Linked DNA regions of Homo sapiens: all the other regions are linked to region 2. A link is a contact called in ENCODE Hi-C or POLR2A ChIA-PET data. All regions are on one chromosome and are shown on one strand. Each heading gives the region's core, a stretch centred on a gene start or an enhancer-like site at or near the end of the contact. The rest is flanking DNA. Distances are from core to core; before and after follow the strand shown.

Region 1 (2,700 bases), core at 33-2,532, 1.6 Mb before region 2:
ACACTTTATCCATTTGCCAGTTAATGGACTCTTGGGCTGCATCCAGTTTTTGTCTATTATGAATAATGCCGCTGTGAACATATGAACACATGGACATGTTTGCATTTCTCTACCTACAAGTGGAGATATATAGACAGAATTTTTTTTAAGGCTGTATGTCATTTCACAGCTGGTCTTCCACTGCTTGGATGCACAGTATTTTATTTTATTTTATTTTACTTTTTTTTGAGACGGAGTCTCTCTCTGTCGCCCAAGCTGGAATGCAGTGGCATGATCTCAGCTCACTGCAACCTCTGCCTCCTGGGTTCAAGTGATTCTCCTGCCTCAGCCTCCCGAGTAGCTGTGACTACAGGCGCGCGCCACCATGCCCGGCTAATTTTTTGCAGTTTTAGTAGAGACGGGGTTTCACCGTGTTAGACAGGATGGTCTCAATCTCCTGATCTCGTTGGATGCACAGTATTTTATTTAACATATTCGCTGCCGATAGACAAGTCGTTTCTACACGTGAATTTCTTTTTTTTTTTTTTTTTTGAGACTGAGTCTCATTCTGTCGCCCAGGCTGGAGTGCAGTGGCACGATCTCAGCTGACGGCAACCTCTGCTTCCCGGGTTCAAGCGATTCTCCTGCCTCAGCCTCCGGAGTAGCTGGGACTACAGGCGCCTGCCATCACGCCCGGCTAATTTTTGTTTGTTTGTTTTTAGTAGAGACGGGGTTTCACCATGTTAGCCAGCCTGGTCGTCTCGAACCTCTGACCTCAAGTGATCCGCCCGCCTCGGCCTCCCAAAGTGTTGGGATTACAGGCGTGAGCTACCGCGCCCGGCCTCACATGTGAATTTTTTTAAAAACACCACCAGCAAAACCCCACTATTCCCATTTTCCTGAGAAAGACGCTGAGGTCCAGAGAAAGAGAAAACGTTCTCATAATTTATGCTGAAAGCTGCGTCCTCAAGTTCCGGTTTCCCAACTCCCATCCGCACTCCAACTGCTCGCGCAGTCCACACAGGATACCTGCCCGCCAAGCCGGCCCCAGCAAGCCGCAGGAAGCCGTCCGCTGAACCTCAGGTTCTTGGGTTTTCCTATGCCCCCTGGAGGCATCTGCGAACCTCTCGGCATCGCTCCACCACACCTCCCACCAGCAGGTGGCACTGTTGCCATCTCCATAACATGGACTGGCCTTCCTTGTGGTGCTCCTGTTTTCTTAAGTCCCGGGGCACTTCCGGCACTCGCGGAACTTTGGTGCAGCCTGATGCGCAACGTGGGGACTCAGGCGCGCTGGGCGGCAGGAGTTGCTTCCGGCCGTGTTGGTGGTCTGAATTGAGAAGCCGCGACTAAGGGAAGATGGAGACAATACTGGAGCAGCAGCGGCGCTATCATGAGGAGAAGGAACGGCTCATGGACGTCATGGCTAAAGAGATGCTCACCAAGAAGTCCACGGTGAGTGGGGCCTGAGCAGAGGCTGCGGCAGGAGCACGAGCCTCTATCCCGTGTTTGACCTCTGAGAGCTTGCTTTGGCCCTCAGAACCTCCCTGCCTTCCTCCGGGCTCCCTCTCCGAGCTCCGGTCTTGGTAACCTCCTCCCGGGGTCCGGAGCCCCAGAGGCCTTTCTGCCTCAGCTGGTAAAAGCTGAGCGGGTAAGCTCCGCCCTCGGGCGGCCTTTTCTACTCCAGAACGCAAACTAACGGCGTTTGTGTCACCGTTTGTTTTTTCAGCTCCGGGACCAGATCAATTCTGATCACCGCACTCGGGCCATGCAAGATGTGAGTGCCCAGCTGTCTGCCTCTCTTTGGGTTGGCGAGGGCGGGAAAAGAGAGGGGAAGTGAAGTGCGGTGTCTCAGCATGAGTCCCTGGCCAAAGGTAACCGGATTGGCCAGTCGCGGGCTCTCTGCCTGGACAGATGTCCACAGGCTGCCGAACGTGAGGGTGCTTCCTCAGTTCTCTGAATGGGGAACTCTTGGGCATTCTTCATTAATCAGAAAGGTGCCCTTTTTTTTTTTCTTCTTCTTCTTCTTTTGGACGGAGTCTCGCTCTGTTGCCTAGGCTGGAGTGCAGTGGCGCGGTCTCGGCTCACTGCAACCTCCGCCTCCTGGGTTCAAGCGATTCTCCTGCCTCAGCCTCCGGAGTAGTTGGGACTACAGGCGCTCGCCACCACGCTCAGCTAATTTTTGTATTTTTAGTAGAGACGGAGTTTCTACTAAACATGTTGGTCAGGCTGGTCTCGAACTCCTGACCTCGTGATCCACCTACCTCGGCCTCCCAAAGTGCTGAGATTACAGGCTTGAGCCACCGCGGCCGGCTTACACGTGCCCATTCTTACAGCATCCTGTATCCCTTGGATGTGCAAACAATAGTTATGAAGAGTCCATGACTCAGGTGCATAGCTACAATCCTTCCCTTAAATGAAAAAAAAAATATATATATATATATACACACACACACACACACACACAACACACCCCGTATGTTAGTGTTTTTCTCCCAGGATACTACTTTAAAGCGTTTTGGACTACTAAACTGCATTTGTCTGGTAATAGTTCAGTTTATTAAAAGAAAAACAAGATGCTATTTAAACTGGGTGATGAATAAATGGAGGTTCATTTTACTACGTTCCTTACTCTTGTGTATGTTTGAAACCTGTTTAAAAAGGAATAAAAGACCTACTTGGACCTTCTGATTTGCAGGAGATTATCAGATTACAAGCCCT
Region 2 (2,700 bases), core at 1-2,500:
ACATTAATTTCCTTCTCTGAGCACTGGCTTCCTCAGCTGTAAACAGCCTCCTACCTAATACTGTCTCAAGTGCTCCATGCAGAGTGTGGCACAACGGTGGGAGCTGTCCTGATTACTCTTGTTAGTCAGCCCTATCAGCAGCTCAGTGGGCACCAGGCATTCAGAGACAAAGGACACAGGTAGAGGCAGCCAGACTTCACTCATATCAGCTCTTGTGTCCTGGCACTGCCTATGTGGAGATGACAAATGCACATACACACAAGTGGCCACACACCCTAGGAAAACCCAGCAGTGCACACAAGCTTAGACACGTGTGCCCACACATGGATATAGAGTGACCCAGGGGACAGCTGGAAAGACAGCCAAGAGTTAGACATCATAAGCAGCAAACACCCTGACTCACACCTCTGGGACAAGGGAGTGGGGCTACGGCCGCTGGTGCTGCTGCCACTGAGCCCTTCTAGCTGCTTCTGCATGCCAAGGGAGGGAAGCCAGGCTCTTAGAGGGCCCCAGTGAGTCACTTGCCTGATGCAATCCCTTTAAAGGGCTCATCTGCTGGTGCAAGAAGCTGATTCATGGAGGGCGTGGTTGCTGGAGGAGGAGGAGAAAGGGACCGAAACTGCAGCAGGAGGAACTGAGGTTAGATAGCTGTAGTCGCTAATAGGAACGCTTCACTGTAAACCTCCCTGGTCAAGGCTTCAGGGATCTCCAGGTTGAAGGTTGCCATCCTCGGGGTTTCTACAAAGGCGACAGACCTAGAGGGAAATGAATTATGAGCGCTGCGACAGGAATTTCTGTCTTTTATTGAGCCTAACTGCAGGGCTTTCCTCACAGAGTTCCACAAACCGGGAAATGAGGATCAAGGATGAGTCACTTTTCTGATAAATACACTACAATTGGCCGATCTTCCAACCGCTGGGGACTTCAACCTCGGCAGGGGGAGTGTAGGGCCCGCGAGGTTCTGTGGGGTCGGGCGGGGCGGTGCCTCCGTCCCAGCCTCGCCGCAGATATAGATCAGCAGTAAGTACCGCCCCATTAGAGCCTCGGCCTCCAATCGTGTAACAGGTTTCGCCCAGACCCCACCCTGAACCAATCCTCAATCGGACTCTGGCCTCTTGCCTGAAGTCTTCCGCCCATCGTCAAGATGGCGCCCCAATCCGAAAGCCGTGGGGCTGGAGACGCAGGCGGAGGGCGGGGCCCGGGGGGGCGGGGCCGCGGCTAAGGCTGGGGAGGAGGGGGGCGGTGCGTCACTTCCGTTGTCAGGTGGCGGCGCCGCAGCCATGGAGGGAGGCGGCGGCGGCGGCGGCGGCGGCTCGGGTGGCTGCGCTGGGAGGCGGCGGTGAGAGGCTCGCACGCCTCCAGCCCGGCCCCGGCCCCCCGGGAGGGAGAGCCGAGCAGCCCCGGCTCTGGGCTACGGACTATGGGCGAATAGCTCTGACCACCCGGCGAAGGTGAGGGCAGGGGTCCAGGAGCGGGGAGCCGGGTGGGGGTTGCGGGTAGGCGGGGCGGGCCCCGGCGGCCGCGGCGGTGGAATCGGAGTGACAGCCTGAAGCCATCTGAGTGCAGCAGAAATGGCCCCGGCGAATGCCCCCTCCTCCGCTGGGGCTCTGCCCTTCCCCGGCGGCAGGGGCGAGGGCTGCCTCGCGCCGGGTACCGGGAGGCCGCGGGAGCTTCAGTCCCCGCCGCAGCTCTGGGAAGTGGGCACTGCCAGCTTTGCCTAGAGTCACCCAGCCAGTGAGTGAAGCAACCGGCGTGTGAATCCAGCCAGATCTTTCCAAAAAGACACCTTCTGCCTCTCCGTGTTTCCCTCCTAATCCCGAGGGTGACTTGATAGTTAGAACGAGTCCCCAGGGAGGGCCAGCCAGGGCTTCCTCCAAGAGCCCTCACTCTGGCACGGGCGCTACCGCTGCTGGGGAATTTTCATATCCCGGGCGGCGTTCAGGTACGAGTCACAGCTACCTGCTTGCCAAGGCCACGTTTGGCCGGCCTTTTCCAAGGAGAGCTTGCTGTGGTCAGTGTTTCACCTGCCGAGCCGGTCAGGCCCGCCCATTCCCACGCCACTTGGCCCCGCCTTCCAGCCAGTTAGGTAGGGACATTCGGATTCCTGATGCCGAGTTTTCTGCCCACCCCAATCCCCAGGTTTGAAGCCCTTTTGTTAGCGGAAGGAAGAGATGACAGCCGCCCTCTGTGTGGCAGGATAGACTTTGCTCTGTTTTAAGTCACTGGAGGAAACCGGTTGGCTTTGCTTTGGTTTTGAGAACCAGTGGGGAAGAGGGTAGGCATACTGGGCTGGGCGCCTTTCCCTCTTTGAGTAGTTTTGCGTGAGATAAGGAAGAGCAGAATGTGTAATTGTAGGGCCAAAATAATCTTGTTTGTAAACAGTGCCTGTGAGCTCCTTTAGTGCTTCCTAATGGCCGTGCTGTGCAAGTTGTTGGTTGGGTTAATCTAGACAGTCCTCATTCATTCATTCATTCATTTCTCACATGACCACAACAAGAGTCCTTGCCTAGAGGCAAGTGCTAGACAGCATAGTGGTTAAGAGTAGGCTTTGGAGCCAGACTTCCTGAGTTCAAATTCTGGCTCAGCAACTTTCCAGCTGTGTGTACCTGGGCACATTGCTTAGTCTCCCTGTGCCTCAGTGTCTTCGTCTATAAAACAAGGATGATAACAGAGAGAGATATTATGAAGAGTAAAAAGTTA
Region 3 (2,700 bases), core at 126-2,625, 1.5 Mb before region 2:
CCAAGCCCAGCTTGCACTGACTTTAGATTGGTAGTTGAATCGGTAGATTGGTAGGAGTCTTTCTGCTCCTGCACTTATTTAACTGCTCCTTTTTTTTTTTGAGACGGAGTCTTGCTGTGTCACCAGGCTAGGAGTGCAGTGGCACGATCTTGGCTCACTGCAACTTCCACCTCCCGGGTTCAAGTAATTCTCCTGCCTTAGCCTCTCTAGTAGCTGGGACTACATACATGCACCTGCACGCCACCACACCCAGCTAATTTTTGTATTTTTAGTAGGGATGGTGTTTCACCTTGTTGGCCAGGATGGTCTCCATCTCCTGACCTTGTGATCTGCCCGCCTGGGCCTCCCAAAGTGCTGAGATTACAGGCGTGAGCCACCGCGCCTGGCCTCACTGTTCTTAACATCTTTTTTCTTTTCTTTTTTTTTCTTCCTAACCACTAGATGACCAGGGATGCTGTTAACTTCCTTTTGCAGCTTTTTCTTTCCTTAAAAAGAGTGAAGTCTGATTTGGGAGAAATACCTCATTATTTCCATCTAGCAACTGAAGTTGCTCTTATTCAGAAAACCCCATTGAGGATCCTGTACAGGGCCCAGTACTTATCCAAGTCAGTCTGTAAAATGTTCACCTGCATTGCATCCTGGGTACATGCAAAACCTGGAGCTGTGTTCTGGAGGGTTTTGAACTATGCACTAAAAAGGAAATGGCTACTCAGAAGTCCCACAGGGGCCATTCTGGGCTATTTTAACAAAGCAGTAATAGCAAATACATTTTGTTTTTTTTTAATCCAAAGTTGATTAGAAATGAGCCAGCTTCGCCGGGTGTGGTGGCTCAAGCCTGTAATCCCAGCACTTTCAGAGGCCGAGGTGGGCGGATCACAAGGTCAGGAGTTCAAGACCATCCTGGCCAACGTGGTGAAACCCCATCTCTACTAAAATATAAAAAATTAGCTGGGCGTGGTGGCGTGCGCCTGTATCCCAGCTACTTGAGAGGCTGAAGCAATCACTTGAACCTGGGAGGCGGAGGTTGCAGTGGGCTGAGATCACGCCACTGCATGCCAGCCTGACGACAGTGAGACTCCGTCTCAAAAAAAAAAAGAAATGAACCAGCTTTGTAGTAACTCAAATTTACAAGGGGATGTGTTTAAGTATTTTTTCTTCTGGACCCAGGAAACAAAGTATTAAAGTCTGTCATGCCAGTGAAAGGAAATGAATGCTATTTATATCTCAGGGTAACATAAAGGGTAACCTAGTTTACCAGAGTAGAAGCCAGAGAGCATGTTAGCAAAATAGCCCCCGGGGTGGTTTTCTCTCTCACTCTCTCTTTCATCTTGTTTTGTCAGTACTAATAGGTAAAACTTGTGTGACCAACATATCCTTTTAGCATGGAGAAAATAAATTTGCTTTTGTTTATCTTAGAGAACAAATATTGCCCATCATTTCCACCGTTGTGGGAAGCTCTGCAGGCTCCTAAGTAACTTATTTTAAGTCACTTTGTTTCCTTAAACAAAAGAGAACTGTATTCGTTTTTCTTCTTCCTTTTGTTGTTCCCCTCTCCATTTTCCTTCTTTGGGCCATTTAATCCAGTTTTATGTTTCTAGTACAAGAGAACCCCCTAAAGATTCTTTTTTTCTTCTGAAAACAGTTTGTTTTGGAATTCTGCAGTTATTGTTGAGAGCAAGTGAGGTGACCCACAAACACTCAGTTAGAAGTGGAGCTTTGAACAGAAAAATCCTCAGGGAGGGACAGTTCAGGAAGAGGGAGGCATCAATATATTTATTAGAGGAAAGATACTGTACTGTTGGAGGATAGATGCTAGCTGACTTGCATGTTTTTCTTTGCTACTTAAAATATACTGTTAGCCCGGCACAGTGGTGCGCACCTGTAGTCCCAGCTACTCGGAGGCTGAGGCAGGAGTCTTGCTTGAGGAGTTCCAGACCAGCCTGGGCAACATAGTGATATCTCTAAATTTAAATAGATAAATATATAAAATAAATTACGCTCTAACAGTTTTGTTATTGGTGATCCATACATGAACTGAAGCTAGCAAATATGAATGAGAAGAGACTTTCTTTCTTGGAATGCCAATGATGAGAATTTAAACAAAGTGGATGTCAAGAGGCCTGGACATTTTTCTTTTTCTTTTCTTCATGGTTCCTTGGTGCACTATTACTTTCTCTTTTTGTTTTTATTTATTTTTATTTTTATTTTATTTTATTTTTTTGAGACGGAGTCTCACTCTGTCACCCAGGCTGGAGTGCAGTGGTGTGATCTCTGCTCACTGCAGCCTCCACCTCCTGGGTTTAAGCAGTTCTCCTGCCTCAGCCTCCCAAGTAGCTGAGATTACAGGCATGTGCTAACATGTCTGGCTACTCTTTGTATTTTCAGTAAAGACGGGGTTTCAACATGTTGGCCAGGCTGATCTTGAACTCCTGATTTCAGGTGATCTGCCCACCTTGGCCTCCCAAAGTGCTGGGATTATAGGCGTGAGCCATCATGCCTGGACTAATTTTTATATTTTTAGTAGAGACAGGGTTTCACCATGTTGGCCAGGCTGGTCTTGAACTCCTGACCTCAAGTGATTCAGCCTGCCTTGGCCTCCCAAAGTGCTGGCATTACAGGTGTGAGCCACCATGCGCAGCCTCTTTTTGTTTTTAGAGACGAGATCTCCCTGTGTTGCCCAGGCCGGTCTCAAACTCCTGA
Region 4 (2,700 bases), core at 144-2,643, 1.3 Mb before region 2:
TCTGAAGGAATGACAGGGGTACCCCTTCCAGGCACTGTCCTCCTCCCCATCCTTCCTGGAAGGCTCCTTCTTGGTTTCCACGTAGAGCAAAGTCATTTTTCCGAGACTGTAGGGCCCCAGCCCAGAGATTCTGGTCTAGTATGTGTGGGGAGGGGCTAGATATCTGCATCCTTAATAAGTACCCTTAGTTCAGTTGCAGAGTCATTCCTTAAGAAAGAGCCTTCATCCTGAGAAAAGGCAGCAGTTAGCACAGAGATTGATGGCTGGGTAGACTAGCCACAAAGACCGCACTTCTCTGGGGAAGAAACGCCTTCATAACTCCCTCACTGCACCTCTTTTCCCCTTTTTGTTGCCAGTCCTCAAGTCCAATGGGTACCTCGGCATTGCTCCCCTGGCCCCTCCATGCTGTTTGGGGTGGGATAGTCATAACTTATGTATATGGGGCTTTAGAGTCTGTCGCATCCATATCCATTCATTCTGAGGCCTCCCAGTGTGCCCAGCACAGAACTCATCATTAGCAATACAGAGGTAAATCAAAGAAGTCCATGATTTAGTAGGCCAGGCAGATCTGCAAGCTCTTCGTGAGAAGTGCTATTGTGAAGGATGTGTGGGGAATGCAGTGGATGGAGAGAGTGACTGATTGTTTTTGTGGGTTTTTGTGGGAGGCGAGATAGGGGAATGTGAGACTAGCTCCTCTGTGACTTAATTTCAGTGAGAGTCTTCCCTCTGGTCTCTAGTAGAGTAAGTGATGGGGGTGGGGGTCAGCCTGGCCTGCTGGCCATCATGTGAGCGGGGAGCAACCCTTTCTGCTCTGGCTCATCTCTTCTGATTGAAACGTGTGGAGCAGTTCTTAATTTGCACAGAGAGCCCAGACTAATAAATCCGCTACTCAATTGCAATTCCCACAGTGCGTTTATAGGCAACAGCTGACTTTTATCAGCTAGTTTGTTCTTTCATATAAGCAGAGTTTTATGAGGGTCTCCTGAGCTGGCTTGTAATGTGATGAAACGTCTGCAAAACTCAACCATAAATTCCTGGCACCTGCCAAGCAGAGGATGCTGTTTTCCAGGCACATTTTGTCCAGCTGGCGGCTCTGTCCCCTTGCCCAGTTTGCATTTTTGCACTTGTCTCTTTAAACTTGGATTTGTTTTTCAGTTCTCTGCGGCCTCTTTAAAGGCAACCGAAAAATGAGGGGTAGGAAAAAGGAACTAGAAAGTTACGTCTGTGCTAAAAATTACCCCTGGCTTATGTTGCTCTGAAAGCCAGTTTTGATCCCACTGTTGAAACAGAGACATCAGGCTTCCCTGCCACATGAACCCCAGGGCGGGGGACAGGAGGCCAGTGCCAGCCGAGCCCGTTATTAATACTTTGATTCTTTTCTGGGCCATCACCCTTTGTACTTGCCAAAGGCCCCTACCCTCAGTTGTCAGTTCTGTAAATTAAAGAAACAGCTCCGGAGGCCTTTTCCCCAGATGGTCTCCAGGCATGACATCTTTTCCCAGCATTTAGAGCTCCCCCAACACAGAGAGATGAAATTTAAATGCCCTCTGTCCTCCAAATAGGGCGAGACCTGGACTCTTGGAGAATGCTGTTTGGCTGGGGTGGACTGGGTCATTGGGAGAGCTACAAAGGCCTCAGTGGTGCAACTAGGAATGGTTGAGTGTGGCCCTGGCTGTGTCTCAGGATTACCCACCTGTGTTTATGGGTTCTCTTCATTTTGATCAGACCATTAGGTCAGAAGGCTCCTGTGGCTGCCCTTCCTGTGGCCTTATCCCCTGCTTGCTTTCCCTAGCCCACACTTCAGGGCTGGCTTCATGTGCCTGTGACCCACACTTACAAGGGTTCCCAAGGTTGGTTTCATGCTCTGCTGTCACTCTCGAAATTCTAAACAGTTTTCGAATGATTTTCCTTTGGCACTGGGCCCTGCAAATTATGTTGCCAGTTCTGCCCAGCTTCTCTCTGGTCCTACTGCTTGTAGCTGCCCCAGCACTGTGGACAGACCCTTTCTTCTCCAAGTTGAAGTTTGAGCCTTTGCAGAGCAGGTTAGTTACCCGTCATTGAGGCCTCTGGCCTTGTCCCCCTCCCAAAGGCTCCCTGTTATCCACTCTTCTGGCTACAGGCAATCCCTATTACGTGACAGTATCTCCACAGGCCCTAAAGAGGTGCCTGTCAGTCCCAACTCCCTAAGTCATCTGCAGCTGCTCCTGGCCCCTTCTTATCATTTTCCAGAAAAGATTTCTAGTCAATGCACTCTGCCTGGAAGAAGCTGCCTGCTCTTATGGAGGAGCTGGGGTCTTTGCTAGAGAAAACATCCCCTAACTGCCACCTCCACCTCAAAGGCAAGACATTGTTTCCTGCTACGGGAAAGAGACCCACTTTCTTATTTTTCCAAGCCCCACTCAGACACCATCTCCTTTTTGTTATCTCTTCTTACACCCCTAGATGAAAATAACCCTTCCTTTCTCAGCACAGTACTTGTACTTCCCTTTAACACTTAATTTTTAATTTTTTTAAAAAATGTAGAGTCAGGGTTTCACCATGTTGTCCAGGCTGGTCTTGAACTCCTGGGCTCAGGAGATCCACCTGAGCTGGGCTTGGTGCTTTGGCTCACATCTGTAATCCCAGCACTTTGAGAGACCGAGGCGGGCAGATCGCTTAAGCCCAGGAGTTTGAGACCAGGCAGGGCAACATAGTGAGGCT
Region 5 (2,700 bases), core at 3-2,502, 1.4 Mb after region 2:
TCAATGAACCAGACTAAAAATCAAAATGGAGTCACTCACACTGAGGTTCCATGTCATCAAATGGAAACTACGTTGTTATTTGAAGTTCTGAAAAGTCAGGAAAAAGAGATAATAAGAGTCTAATTTCCCCTGAGTGCCAGTTTCAATTAGCATAATAATGAAATTTCTTCTGCTTTAATCGTTACCAAAAAAAGATAAACTGAAGTTACCTGATGTTAACCAATCAGTTATTTCTCTATTGTTTTGTTTCTTGGTTCTGCTTTACAAGGAAATTAACTTATTTATTTATTTTTTGGAAAGTTACTTTGAAATGAACCAATCTGTTTTTTGTTCTTTACTTCTGCTTTCTCCAGCCCTTCTCTGTCTATAAAACCTACCTCTTCTGCTCAGCTCATTGGAACACTTGTTCTATTTTATGGAATGAAGTGCTGCCAGATTCTAGAATCACAAATAAAGCTAATTGAGATATTTAAATTAAATTTGTTGTAATTTTGTCTTTTAACATCACCAATGACAAGAATGTTCACAGAAGCATTATTCCTAATAGCCACAAATTGGAAACAACTCAAATGTCCATCAGTAGTAGATGATTAAAATTGTATCATATTCATAAAATAGAATACTATACAGCAGTCAAAATGAATGAACAGTCACAAATCATACACGTATCTGTGAAACAATGTTGAATTAAAAAAACCAAATCTCAATTTTGAGCAAGTTTTTTCATTTATATCTCAAGAGATTAAAAAATTATACCTCTTAGGGTTAAATGGTGAGGATTAAGTGGGATGGTGCATGTGAAGTGCTCAGCAAGCCAAGTATTATTTAATATCATGCTCTCTCAGTAGGCCACCTTTCAGGAAATGGGCACTAAAGGATGCTACAGATTAGCTAGGTGTGGTGGCACGTGCCTGTAAGCCCAGCTACTCGGGAGGCTGAGGCAGGAGAATCGCTTCAACCCAGGAGGCGGAGGTTGCAGTTAGCCGAGATTGTGCCACTGCACCCCAGCCTGGGCAACACAGTGATACTCTGTCTCCAAAAAAAAAAAAAAAAAAAAAAAAAAAAAAAAAAAAAAAAAAGAATGCTATAGAGCACTTACAGCGCCTTCTAACGCCATCTCCACCTTTTCACTATTGAGCCTCGGTCTCTTTAAGAAGTGAACCATAATTGAGGAAAGAGGAATGCTGGGAAGTTCTACTCAGCTCAGGTCCGGAGCCTGACGGGAAAAGAGGGCGGAGACCAAGGCTGCGCAGGCGTGGTTGGCCGGTCGTTGCGTTGGGATGGATCAGGCGGAATTCCAGAAGAGAAAATAATCCCTGTCTAGATGCAGAGGACTTGGTTCCTATTCCAGTGCTCCTCCGGTAGCAGGGAGGCGACAGAAGGTGGGTGCGGCCGCAGTGGTAGTGGGCGGGACGGCGGGGCGGAGGCCACACCACGTGACGAGGCGTTGCGGCGGGGGCGGTGCCAGGTGGGCTACGCGGCTGGGGCGGCTGCGGATATCGCCTTAGGGACGCGTTGACATTCACTGGCTAGTCCACCGCTCTCAGTCGGAGACCACATTGCCTCGTTAGTCCTCAATGATGGGAGTGGGAATTCTTGGTGGGAAGGAGAATTTCGGAAAGCGTGCGGTTCTCAGAGGAGGGATGAGCGCCCGTAGATATTTTGTGGCGAGTGCGCAAAAGTTCTCATTTCTTCTTTGGAACAGGCTTTTCAACCAGTTGTCCGTTTCCATCCCGGACTATTCGGATAAAGACAACTTTGAAGAGCTTTTTGTTTTAGGTTTAATTCGTCCCGTTTAGTTCTTTGACTTTTAGGGGAAGGGAATTTACTGAATGGCCAATTGAGTTTCTTTTCTACAGGAAGGCGATTGTGAAGCGGGGCTCTGAGGGGCTTGATGCCCCCCACCCCTCACACGGAGACCTTGAAAGAGGCAGGTGACTCACTTTCAGTAAGGGCGTTCCTGTTGTTCGCCTGCGATGGATGGCATCTTGAGCTCACATCTAGCGTTAGGCCGAGAAATGGGGCCCTTAGGGAGGCTTCCAGTGAAGGTTGAGTTATAGGTCAGGGCCGGGAGGTTGTTGTGCCCCTCTTTGAGAAATAAAAGCCGACGTGGGCCTCTAAGTACTGATTCTTATGGGGTCAGAAACTATTTCTTGAGTCCGTTCTTCTCAGAGTTTATTACTTCCTCCCACGTCTTGGTCTGCTGGTCTAATTCCCTTCAATAACCTTCAACATAGGAAAAAACCAGAGTGTGTTGTGTGTCTTTAAAGATATTAGAGAAGTGGGAGCTGTTGCCCCAAAACTGTTTTCTTATGTAGCTACTGAAGGAACAGAAAGCAGGAAGAAAGAAAAAAGTTAGTTGTGGCCCCAGAAGAGTTGTTTTTCAAATGCCGAGCCGTGAAGCCTCATGCACTCAACACAAAGTTTTTCTTTCATATAGATAAGCCTGAAGAAAAAAGAATAAGCCTGAGTATGTATTTTAGGTGTCCAACTATCCATTACCAAGAAGAAATCTATTCGTTTGAGCCTGAGACACTCTTTGAGGTAAAAAATTAGAATGAAAGAACCTTTGGATGGTGAATGTGGCAAAGCAGTGGTACCACAGCAGGAGCTTCTGGACAAAATTAAAGAAGAACCAGACAATGCTCAAGTAAGCATTTCATCTTCATTTAAAAATTTAAAAAAATTCCTTCTTTTCCA

The links. Hi-C counts contacts between places; a loop is a spot of excess contacts on that map. ChIA-PET counts read pairs that join two places held with the same protein, here RNA polymerase II (POLR2A). Pooled maps may share reads with other maps.
Region 1: a loop to region 2 is called in a pooled map, with 5 times the contacts of the local background. The contact joins the promoter of SF3A3 here to the promoter of STK40 in region 2. A Hi-C loop is called at or near these places in 8 of 50 pooled maps. POLR2A ChIA-PET finds 5 or more read pairs at or near these places in 2 of 52 experiments (HEK293 and T-cell).
Region 3: a loop to region 2 is called in a pooled map, with 6 times the contacts of the local background. The contact joins the enhancer-like site here to the promoter of STK40 in region 2. A Hi-C loop is called at or near these places in 1 of 168 maps with a recorded cell type or tissue (CD8-positive, alpha-beta T cell) and 5 of 50 pooled maps. POLR2A ChIA-PET finds 5 or more read pairs at or near these places in 1 of 52 experiments (T-cell).
Region 4: a loop to region 2 is called in a pooled map, with 2.2 times the contacts of the local background. The contact joins the enhancer-like site here to the promoter of STK40 in region 2. A Hi-C loop is called at or near these places in 2 of 50 pooled maps.
Region 5: a loop to region 2 is called in a pooled map, with 14 times the contacts of the local background. The contact joins the promoter of ZMYM6 here to the promoter of STK40 in region 2. A Hi-C loop is called at or near these places in 9 of 50 pooled maps. POLR2A ChIA-PET finds 5 or more read pairs at or near these places in 2 of 52 experiments (HepG2 and activated naive CD8-positive, alpha-beta T cell).

What each region holds. Positions count from the first base shown.
Region 1 is chr1:37,988,604-37,991,303 of GRCh38, reverse strand. SF3A3 (splicing factor 3a subunit 3) reads left to right here and starts at 1,282. Exons shown (of 17, transcript NM_006802.4): 1 at 1,282-1,434; 2 at 1,709-1,756. The coding sequence starts at 1,339. RefSeq lists enhancers at 124-669, 1,061-1,230, 1,931-2,030.
Region 2 is chr1:36,384,474-36,387,173 of GRCh38, reverse strand. It overlaps STK40 (serine/threonine kinase 40), which reads left to right and starts at 1,250. Exons shown (of 11, transcript NM_001282547.2): 1 at 1,250-1,451. LOC124904012 (a long non-coding RNA gene) reads right to left here and starts at 983. Exons shown (of 2, transcript XR_007065779.1): 1 at 847-983; 2 at 1-755. RefSeq lists enhancers at 403-772, 803-912, 1-936 and silencers at 1,143-1,522, 1,673-1,742, 2,043-2,092.
Region 3 is chr1:37,924,695-37,927,394 of GRCh38, reverse strand. The region is part of intron 7 of INPP5B (inositol polyphosphate-5-phosphatase B); the gene reads left to right. Among named protein-coding and RNA genes, the nearest start is that of INPP5B, 21 kb to the left of the region's middle. RefSeq lists an enhancer at 993-1,232. Within about 2 kb of position 1,375, at least 5 of the 41 ENCODE cell types and tissues checked have a DNase peak (open chromatin) inside an H3K27ac peak, as active enhancers do; they include CD8-positive, alpha-beta T cell, where a contact is called at or near this core.
Region 4 is chr1:37,674,989-37,677,688 of GRCh38, reverse strand. No RefSeq gene overlaps it. Among named protein-coding and RNA genes, the nearest start is that of AIRIM, 14 kb to the left of the region's middle. Within about 2 kb of position 1,393, at least 5 of the 41 ENCODE cell types and tissues checked have a DNase peak (open chromatin) inside an H3K27ac peak, as active enhancers do.
Region 5 is chr1:35,030,497-35,033,196 of GRCh38, reverse strand. It overlaps ZMYM6 (zinc finger MYM-type containing 6), which reads left to right and starts at 1,252. Exons shown (of 16, transcript NM_007167.4): 1 at 1,252-1,382; 2 at 2,484-2,650. The coding sequence starts at 2,558. LOC124903990 (a long non-coding RNA gene) reads right to left here and starts at 477. Exons shown (of 2, transcript XR_007065739.1): 1 at 40-477. RefSeq lists enhancers at 1,063-1,242, 899-1,423, 1,424-1,950 and a silencer at 1,413-1,532.